Linked DNA regions of Homo sapiens: region 2 is linked to region 1. The links are chromatin loops, found by intact Hi-C in ENCODE. Cell type or tissue: chondrocyte. All regions are shown on one strand. Each heading gives the region's core, and the rest is flanking DNA. Links, peaks and the distances in the headings are about the cores only.

Region 1 (5,375 bases), core at 207-5,206:
TCAGGTCCTCAGTGACATCAGTAAGCCACTGAATGAATCACCTAACCCTGAGACCTATCCTACTTCTGGACTTTTTACAAGTAAACGGCCAATAAATCCCACCACATCCCTTGTTTTGATGTTTAGGCCATTTTGGGTTTTTTGTTGTTGTTGTTGCTTTCAGCCAAAGGCATCGTAACTAACAACATCTGTTGGGTGGAAGAGGGAGAAGGATCAACTGCACTATATACACTGGTTTTTTTATTTGCATTTTCTCCAAGGGCTTTTAACTTCAGAAATGTACAAGTGATATGACTCCACTATACTTTAAAAGACCACCTCTGAGCAACAGCTCTTCCCATGTGTAAGATGAGAAGTACCTGTCCTGTGGCCTCTCGGCTGGTCACAGGCAGAAGTGAATGACATGAGTGTGACAATGTTTTATGAACTATAGTCTTATACAGTGATGAGAACTGTTTTCCAAATGATCTCATTTTAAAACACTAGCTTTCCAGATGCTAATAAAATCTTACTTCATTCTCAGTAAACTATCGCAAGAACAAAAAACCAAACACCGCATATTCTCACTCACAGGTGGGAATTGAACAATGAGAACACGTGGACACAGGAAGGGGGACATCACACTCTGGGGACTGTTGTGGGGTGGGGGGAGGGGGGAGGGATAGCTTTAGGAGATATACCTAATGCTAAATGACGAGTTAATGGGTGCAGCGCACCAGCATGGCACATGTATACATATGTAACTAACCTGCACATTGTGCACATGTACCCTAAAACTTAAAAGTATAATAATAATAAAATAAAATTAAAGGAAAAAATAAATAAAAATAAAAATAATAAATTCTTACTGGTAGTGGAGTAATAGTAAAGCAATAAATCAGTATCAGCAATGTTCATTTTTCTGTTAGTACTGAATTAGACCATGTAAAACTCAAACACACAGAACTCAACTTTTCAGCTGGTCGCAGTGGCTCACACCTGTGATCCCAGCACTTTGGGAGGCCAAGGCGGGAGGATCACTTGAGGTCAGGAGTTCGAGACCAGCCTGGCCAAATTGGTAAAACCCCATCTCTACTAAAAATACAAAAAGTAAAGCTGGGCGTGGTGGTGGGCACCTGTAATTCCAGCTACTTAGAAGGCTAAGGCAGAAGAATCACTTGAACCTGGGAGGCAGAGGTTGCAGTGATCACGCCACTGCACTCCAGCCTGGGTGACAGAGTGAGACTCTGGAATAAAAAAAAAAAAAAGAACTCAGCTTTTCAAAGTCTCTGCCTTTACCTACTCATTGACTTCTATAGCAAGACCCAAAGGACCACGATTGGACTAGGCAAGAGAGAAAGGTAATGACCACAGCTGGTGTTGTAAAAGGAGAAACCCTGTGACTGCTCACCACGGAATGAACCCACGAATCCACTCCCTCTCTGGCATCAGGTAGGCAAACAACCACGGGGCTTTCCTGCTCCCATCCAAATACCCCTGAGGCTGCTTTTTTCCTTCAGGATTATCCTAGTGTTTAGCAAAAAGGGAAACGAGGTAACATACATGTGAAGATTCTAGAGACTTCTATGGCTGGAGTTTACAGCTAGAAAGGACCTGTGAGATAATCTAGTACCAACTTCTTGTTTTGGCAAGAAGAAAAATGGCTCTCCTGCTAATATTCCACCATGACCGCCCTCTAGACCTCAGTTCTTTCACTGCAGAACATATTGGATAGAATAAGGATGCTTCCAACTCCAAAATTCTAAGGTTTTCTTTAATGTACTTAATTGTTTCAAATGATTATAGTTTTTTAACCTGTGCTTTCATAATATAATACAACTTGTTTCTATGATTTGACTTATGTTTCTAGGCAAGGATGCAATCCCCAACTTTAATAATGACCTCATGAAAAAACAATTTTGTTTTTAAAATGACTTCCAGAAATACACTATGGTGTTAAAGAAAGAGAGAGAGGGGACCGTTTGCCACCACAGCAGGAAACAAAACTAAGGAGACTGCAGCATGTGAAAAATGATCCAATTGAAAAAGACAAGTTTCGGCCAGGCGCGGTGGCTCACACCTGTAATCCCAGGACTTTGGGAAACTGAGGTGGGCGCATCACTTGAGGTCAGGAGTTTGAGAACAGCCTGGCCAACATGGTGAAACCCCATCTTTACTAAAAATACAAAAATTAGCCAGGTGTGGTGGCACACACCTGTAATCCCAGCTACTCAGGAGGCTGAGGCACGAGAATTGCTTGAACCCGGGAGGCGGAGCTTGCAGTGAGCCAAGATCGTGCCACTGCACTCCAGCCTGGATGACAAAGTGAGACTCTGTCTCAAGAAAAAAAAAAGGACAAGTTTCTCCTTCCTTCCCAATCTGGAGTAATAAAGAGTTCCTGGTTATTAACACTCCTGTGGGATTATCTTTTTTTGTTCTTTCATACCCAAGAGAGCTAGGGCATGTGAAAGTGGGTACCTCTCTGCGGTTGGTAATATGAGTGGCCGCATGATCCACGTTCCCATCACACGCCCTCAGGCCAAGCCGGGCTTCCTGGGCAGTAAACCCCAACTGCAACAAATTGTCCACTTTTGATGGATCAATATATAGCTCTTTAAAGAGCTGACGTGCCTAGAGACAGGGAAATGTAAGAATCATGTAACCACGGCAATACTTAAAGCTTAATACAAAGTGAAAGCCTAAAAGAAATTAGATTGTATCCAATGTGAATTAAAAGGCATCAGATTTTGGATAAAATCTCTAAACTAGGCCTGTTATTAACAAGTACAAATGGAAACAGACCAACACTACCTCTACTCACATAACTTAGCCACAGCACAACACGAGGTAAGAGGCTGGGTGTTGCAGAAGTGACTGGTAACCACTTTGTTTTTGCAACAAAAGCCCCCGAATTTCAGCTGTGCACGTGGCATTTCTCACCCTCCCTTGCAGCTGGGTGTAGCCAGGTAGTGAAGTCGAAGTCAATGGCATGCAGCCACAGCGCTGGGTGCAGCTGCGGGGTCATCTCTCCAGTGGCCTGCTCTGGACTCTCTCTTGCCCCCTCTGCTGGCTGGAAGAGGCACTGACAGGAGCAACCTAGGACGCCTCGCTGAGGCTGGCGGGCTGCTCACTGCTCCGGCCTGGCTCACCTCTAGACGGCAAGATGAGTGAGCCATAAACTTCTATCCAATTAAAGTCACTGTCTTTTTGAAGTCTCATTACAGCATCTGGCTGTACTCTAACATATACAAATATGTTTCTGGTTCAACATCTCCTGTGCACGGAGAAAGCACAGGCATGTTTCTCACAAGTCACAAACTACTAAGTTAAAATCCTTAACTTCTGGGAATGTTTTTTAAAAGGAGGTGAAAATTGGTTACAACTTTACTTTTCTTACCTTGTTAAGATACTCATAAGCCTCTACATCATTTCCACTGTGATAGTTTCGGATCCCTTGAAGTAAGTAGAGTCTTAGAAACAGTACCTTCTCTTTCCCACAATTTCCCTAAAATTATTGAAGAAAAAAAGGATAAAATTGCCTTATTTCTAATTACAGGTCTATAATACTCATCTCTGTCATTCCCTTGGTCTCCAGAGGGGCAACATGATAGGTATTAAAATGTCCATGGCTTCACTATGACTGACGGCAAAAGTGAAGCCCCCTCTTCCCCATCCCCTGTGGTATGATAACATTCCTCATGCCACACAGGAGAGTCAGTGTCAGGGCACCAGCCTCCAGACATGCAGCACAGTGGCCCTTCTGGTCAGCAGAGAAGTATGCAGAAATCCAAACCAGGTATCAGAGAGTCTGCATCAGCAGGATTTTGATGACTTGGGGAAATCAGAAAAATCCTTACTCGAGCCACAGCTCTTGAGCTGTGACTCATTCACGTAAACCATTACTGCTGAAATGTCTATTTTCTGCATTTACATCTTGCAAATTAGACTCTACCGATATAAAGAAGTCAGCAGCTCTCTCCTGGTCAGGGTGATCACTGATGGGGTTCTATGACTAGCAAACCATGTTCCTTTGGGCTAAATGCTCACACGCTAAGTAAGAGAGACAGCCAGATTTGTAAAACATTGAACACTTTATAAATATATAGTTTAAAAAGACTATACTGCATACTACTATCAAAATGAAATTACCTTCTGGCAGTAGTTCAAATACTTTAACAGGAATAAACACAAATGCTAGAAATGGACTCAACGAGACATAAGATGAATTCCAGGAACATACTTTTATGTGGACCAGTCTCTGATGATTTTCTCCGTAACAATTTTTAAAGCATTTCTGGGCCAAGTTTAATTTTTTTTCTGCATCATCAAGGCATTCCAGCTGTTCCAGGCGGAAGTAACACCACACTATATCCAGCTGGAGGACGGCGTAGTTATCCACTGTGTCCAGCAGCTCTCTGCAACACTCACTGGAAAGAGAAGGACAGTGACATCACTGCCAAGCAGCATTTGAAACATTTTTAGCATTTGAAACCTTTTTGTGAATGACTGGAATTCTTTCCCCGTTCTTGGTATATATTCAAAGGCTGACTGCTCTAAAAGAGAGATCCTAATGTTTAGGAAGGGAGCTGTGTTTATAATCTCATCCTTCTAATGGGGGAAAGAAAGAGAAATCAGAAATCAGGGCTTAGGAATCAAAGCTTACCACCACTTGCCCCAGGACACACATGCAGCCCCTTGATAGGAAGCAGAACCCAGGGCCACTGTTTCAGAGGCCCTCAGCAAATACGGGGAAGACCATGCTTTAAAGCTGTGACTTCCAATCCTGACTGCAAATCAGCATCACCTGGGCCAGAGCAACGTTCTTTCTTTCTTTCTTTCTTTCTTTAAGAATCATTGATCCCACCCAGACCAAACATAACAGAAATTTCTGGGGGTTGGGCCTGGTGGTTATACTGCCAGAGTCTCCCCAGCTGATTCTAGTGTACAGCCAGGGCTGAACACCACTTCTTTAAAGACACCAAAAAAATCCCTACGTACTATGAATGCCTCAGCTGATGACGGCTCTGACAAGGCATTCATGTTCAATCATATTCAAGCTGGGGGAAAAACAATCCAGAAAGCACCAGGCTCTAACGGCCCAGCTGATTTCTGAGGGCCTGTGTGCAGGCAAAATTTGACTCCGTATTCGTGGCAGCAGGCTGAACCCAGGCGCAGCAAAGGGAAGAAAGACAGCAACAGAAGTCAGTGTGCTCCAGGAGGAGCACTGACAAAGACAGCCATCAAGGTGACTAATTTTAAGTTATGATTACATTAAAAATTCCTAATGCCAATCTAGGTCTCAAGTCTTCAATAAGAACATTTGGAACCACACATTGTATATGAACAAGGTTTTCTCTCTTTATGTTCATTGGTGTTCTACTAAAAATAAGAATGCT
Region 2 (5,375 bases), core at 281-5,280, 260 kb before region 1:
CAAGTTGTTGTATGTGTCAGTAGTTCCTTCCTTTTTCTTGCTGAGTAGTATTTTACGGTATAGATGGACCTACCACAGCCCGCTTCACCATTCATCCATTGAACGACATCTGTTATTTCGTTTGCACTGTTGCAAAAAAGCTGCTATGAATATTCATGTACAAGTTTTTGTGTAAATGTAAGTTTTCATTTCCCTGGGATAAATGCCCAAGAGTGTAACTGATGTGTTACATGGTAGTTGCATGTTTAGTTTTATAAAAAACTGCCAAATTGTTTTTAAGAGTGGTGGTTCCTGACCAGGCACAGTGGCTCACGCCTGTAATCCCAGCACTTTGGGAGGCCAAGGCAGGCAGATCACCTGAGGTCGGGAGTTCAAGACCAGCCTGACCAATATGGTGAAACCTCATCTCTACTAAAAATACAAAAATTAGCTGACCTGTGGTAGCATGTGCCTGTAATCCTAGCTACTCAGGAGGCTGAGACAGGAAAATTGCCTGAACCTGGGAGGTAGAGGTTGCAGTGAGTTGAGATAGGTCCACTGCGCTCCAGCCTGGGCCACAGAGGGAGACCCTGTCTCAAAAAAAAAAGAAAAAAAAAAAAAAAAACAGTGGTTCCATTTTGCATTCCCACCAGCAGTGTAGAAGTAATCCTGTCTGTCTCTCTACATCCTTACCAGCATTTGATGTTGTTACTATTGTGATTTTAGCCATTTTAACAGTTGTGTAGTAGTATCTCATTGTGGTTTTAATTCGCATTTATATAATGGCTAATGACTTTGAACATCTTTTCATGCACTAATTTGCCATCTGTATATCTTTCTTGGTGAAACAGCTCTGTGTCATTTGCCTATGTTCTAATTGGATTATTTTCTCCATTTTCTGTTTAATATTGGTAGTGTTTATGTATTCCAGACATTTTTATTTTATTTTATTTTTGCTATTCCTTGGAGAGCAGGGCTAACCCTATAGGCAGTGTGCTAGTAATTTGTTGGCTATGTGATTTGCAAGTATTTTCTCCTACTGTGTAGCTTTTCTTTTCATCCTCTTAACAGGGTCTTTCGCAGAGCAAAAATTCTTAATTTTAATGAGGTCCATTTATGTTTTTCCTTTTATGGACTGTGTTTTTGGTGTCAAGTCTAACTTTTGCCTTGCCCCAGTTCCCAAATATTTTCTCCAAAAAGTTTCATAGTTTTAAGTTCACGATCCAATGTGAGCTAATTTTTGTGTAAAACGCAAGGCTTAGGTTGGGGTTTGTTTTTGTCTTTTTACCTTTTGATATCCAATTACTCCAGTTCTATTGCTTTTACACCTCCATCAAAAATTGGTTTGCCATGTTTGCATGGGTCTATTTCTGGGTTTTCTATTTATTTCTATTGATTATTATATCCATTCTTCTGCCAATACCATTGTCTTGATTGCTGTATCTATATAGTTTGCTTTAATATTAAGCGACTTCAAGATTAAAGAATTCTACTGTAGTCCCAGCTACTTGGGAGGCTGAGGCAGGAGAATGGCGTGAACCCAGGAAGCAGAGCTTGCAGTGAGCCGAGGTTGCGCCACTGCACTCCAGCCTGGGTGACAGAGCGAGACTCCGTCTCAAAAAAATAATAAATAAATAAATAGAATTCTAGAGCTTGCACCTTTCCATATAAATTTTAGAATAAGCTTATTTATGTCTTTAAAAAAAACCCTAATTTGGTAGCAATTGCATTAAACCAAAAGATTAATCTGGGGGAGAATTGTCATTTTTACTATGTTGGGGCTTCCAGCTCAGGACTGTCTCTCCATTTATTAGCTCGTCTTTCATCTACAGTTTGTGATTTTCAGCATACAGCTACTATACATGGTTTCTTGAGTTTATGCCTAAGTATTAATTTTCTTTGAAGTGATTGTATTAAGTGATATTGTTTTATATATTTTTCCATGTGTTCATTGTTAGTTTATAGAAATGTGATTGATTTTTGTGTGTTGATCTTGTATGCTATGACCTTACCAAACTCACTAATTCCAGGTGAGTTTTTTCTTTCTTTTGTAGATTCTTTGATATTTTGTATGTAGATAACATGTTATCTACACAGGTGTTTTTCTTCCTTTCCAATCTGTATGCGTTTTCTTTCCTTTTCTTGCCTTATTGCAGGGCCTAGTACTTCTAGAACCATGTTGAATAGGATTAGTGAGAGCAGACACCCTGGCCTGGTTTCTGAACTTCATAGGGAAAACAGTCTTTCACTATGAAGTATGGTATCTGCTGTAGCTTTTTACCATGAAACATCTTAGTTTTGTTTTCTTTTTCTCTCCCCACCCCTTTTCTTTTTTTAAGAGGTTTAAGACTTAGGGATTGGCGCAAGTAAGATGACAAAGCTAAACGAGAGGCATTTTCAGGACTTCCTCTTTCAGGCCCGGCTTGCAAGAGCGCTAGGGCCAAGCTCCTTTCAGCCCTAATCGGTACTGGAGCTAATCGCATTCGCGGCGCCCGTGCACTCTGCAGGGATGGGCCGTGGGGCCAGGGACCTCAGTCCCCTCTCGGCCTGTCCTGCCCTTCCAGGAGGCTAGCGGCTGCTGGCCGCGCAGCCTGCCAACCTGAGTTGGCCATAGTAGAGTCTCAGATACCCAGCTCCTGAGCGGCCAGGGCCAGATTCAGGGTGTGTACGTTTTTGGCAGCGGCTCCCCAACCGAGAAGACACTCGGCTGCGAAGAGAGGACGCGAATTAAGAGTTCCATGCTGGAAAAAAAAAAATGGATAGCGACAAAGTGCATCTACAATACGTGTAGCCCACGGAACGATTTTTGTTAAGGGGGCCGAGGATGGGCAGTTACATCTAAAATTTGGAAAGGGAAGAGGAAAGCGAGAAAGGATCCCCTAGCTGGCGCCCCGGGGCGTTCTGCAGCCTCCAGCCCCTCTCCCCCTCCCCGCGCCGCGGAGCCCACACCTGCGCAGGTGGAGCCTGCCGAGCGCGGCCGCCGGTGCTGGGAAGGTGAGCGGCGCCGGGGGGCGGAGTGGGGGCGGGCCGCGGGCCTCTCCCAATGGCGGCACGGCGGGGAGGACGCGGGCCACGGCCGGAGGGGGGCGCCCCGGGCCCAGGCGCTGCCGCCCTCGAGCTCCCGGGTCCCTTCCCACGCTTCCTCCCGGGCGGGCCGTACCAAGGCGCGGGGGGGAGCGGCGCGTCCCACTCGCGGAGGGGCACGCGGGCCGCGGCCGCGCCACCTGCGGCGGCGGCGGCGGCCTCGGGCGGGTGGGGGCAGCGCTCCCGCTCCGCCCCCGGCCCCCGCTGCCCGCGTCCCCTGCCAGGCCCCTCCTCCCGGCGGCGCGGCAGAGCCAGGCCCCAGCGCTCGGCCGGCCGCGAGCCCGCCGGCCGGGGACGAGCGTCGCAGCTCATGCTGATCGCTGTCCTCCTCCTCCCCCTCAGGCGGCGCTGGCGGCGGCCCTGGGACCCGCGGAAGCCGGCATGCTGGAGAAGCTGGAGTTCGAGGACGAAGGTGAGTGCGCCCCGCCCGCTGCCGGCCCGGCGCTCCCACGGCCCGGCCGCCCGAGGACCGGGACCCGCGGGGACCCCGCGCCCCATCTCCGGCGCTGCCCCACGGCGAGCTGCGTCCTGCGGAAGCCCAGGGGCCGGGGCGGGAACCGGGGCGGGGATGCGGGCGCCGGCGAGCTCGGGCTGCGGGGTACCGGGCGTCCGCGGAGGGGACGCGAGCCAGGCTCCCAGAGCGCAGCCCTGAGCCCGGCATCCACACGGACGGGCGGCCCTTTTGTCCTTACTCGCCGAACTCGAATTACAGCAAGGTGTCAGGGAGCGCTAATTGTTTGTGCTTGTCACCATGCACTCGGAGGCAACCCCGAATCATACCCACAGTCCAGACCCTTTAATCATAGACTGGTGCCCTTATCTGCGCCTGTGAAGATATGACCGGTAGGGTGTGTCTTCTTTTTTAATGGGGAAAGTTAAATAGGAAAACCTGAAGAGGTTATTGAATCGGTGTTGAGTTCAGGCGACCCTCTCACTCCGTCATTTCTGTCGCCTCTCCTCTCACTTGGTTGTTTTTTTTCCCTCTCCTGTCTTCTTCTTGTATCTTACAGGTAAATAACTTGGATCTTATTTGGAGGCTGTTAACATTTGAAAGGCATGAGCTCGTTCTTTGGCAAAATTAATATTTAAAATGGAATGTGACGAGCTTTCACCAGGATCTTATTTTGAAGCTGTTAACATTTGAACGGGATGAGCTTGCTCTTACGCAAAATTAATATGTAAAATGAAATGTGATGAGCTCAGAGTCGGGAAAGAACTTTATATAAGATGCTTGACAATTCGAGGACTTGAAAAGGCGTTCACACTGTCTTGTGTGCTTCCATTATTTATTTAGCAACTTCTCTTTTTTCCAGGAGTATTGATAGAATAAAGCTCTCGAAACAAAGAACGTGCCATGTGGATGCTGTCCCTTGTGCCAACTTTACTTTAATACCTCTGTTCATTCACAGTCAGGCAATTACTTAAATAAGCCTGCACAGCCAGCATGGACGTGTTAACCCAATAGAATTAGCCGGGTGCCTGTTATCTTTGAGATTCACTGCAGCATTTCACAAACATGTTAGCTGGAAGAGAACGCGTTCATAGTCATTGTCATTAAAAGTGTTTGTCTGTATTTATTGGTAACAAATGGTGCATTTCAGAATTTTACCGGACTTAATTTGCATTTCATCCTACAGAAAAATAATCCAGGGTCTTCATTCGAACCCATCTCACTATTCCTCAGTTTTATTATATTGCAGGCCAAATCTTGGCCGCTGTCCACAGGGTGGAATGGTGTGCCCGTTCCATAAGACTTTGAATGTCTAAATCACCAGGGTTTTGTCTCTTATATTAGTAAGAATGAGAGTCTTTTACAGTTACAATTTTTGCAAATTAGCAGGGAGGCAAGAAGAACTAGAGAGCAGCTTCTGTTCGAGAGGAATCGCTACTACTTATTTAGCTGTGTGACCTTGGACAAGTTACTTAACCTCTCTGTGCCTTGGTTTTCTCATTTCTAAAATAGAGCTAATATCAGGTGTTTTGAGGATTAAATGAGCCAATCCGTATCATGGCATTTAAAAACAGTGTAAACCCATAGTGAGTACTTCATAAATGTTAGTTACTATTATCGCTTAAGTGCCATTAAGCATTGTACTGAATTCATGAGCTTTTTAAGATTTTTATTAATGAAACCCAACACAGAGATTCTTCTCAACACAGATTTGGTGTCCTGTCCCTTTTCTTCTTCTTACTTGAGATTTATTAATTTAATTATGCATTTCTCTAAGCAGATATACACTCTTTTTTTTCTTTTCATTGTGTCTGCCAATGTAATGAATGTAAAGTATTAAACCTAAGTGTCTAAGAGAGGA

What was found. Hi-C counts contacts between places; a loop is a spot of excess contacts. Peaks named below come from ENCODE experiments on the same cell type or tissue, not always from the same donor. Only the 100,000 strongest peaks of a DNase experiment are listed, where the experiment ranks them.
Region 2: it touches region 1 in a loop (6-fold over the local background); 17 of 110 quality-filtered maps call a loop at or near these places.

The regions. Positions count from the first base shown.
Region 1 is chr7:151,365,970-151,371,344 of GRCh38, reverse strand. It overlaps NUB1 (negative regulator of ubiquitin like proteins 1), which reads right to left. Exons shown (of 15, transcript NM_001243351.2): 9 at 4,220-4,406; 10 at 3,377-3,484; 11 at 2,458-2,610. It also overlaps a transcript of WDR86 not described here. Among named protein-coding and RNA genes, the nearest start is that of NUB1, 27 kb to the right of the region's middle. In chondrocyte, for the core only: CTCF peaks have their summits at 2,787 and 3,048 (motif pointing left); a DNase peak (open chromatin) is centred at 3,032.
Region 2 is chr7:151,630,169-151,635,543 of GRCh38, reverse strand. PRKAG2 (protein kinase AMP-activated non-catalytic subunit gamma 2) reads left to right here. Exons shown (of 16, transcript NM_016203.4): 5 at 3,406-3,475. Among named protein-coding and RNA genes, the nearest start is that of RHEB, 110 kb to the right of the region's middle. RefSeq lists an enhancer at 2,112-2,461 and silencers at 2,832-3,701, 3,852-3,951. In chondrocyte, for the core only: CTCF peaks have their summits at 2,806, 3,012 (motif pointing right), 3,405 and 3,855; DNase peaks (open chromatin) are centred at 2,506 and 3,651.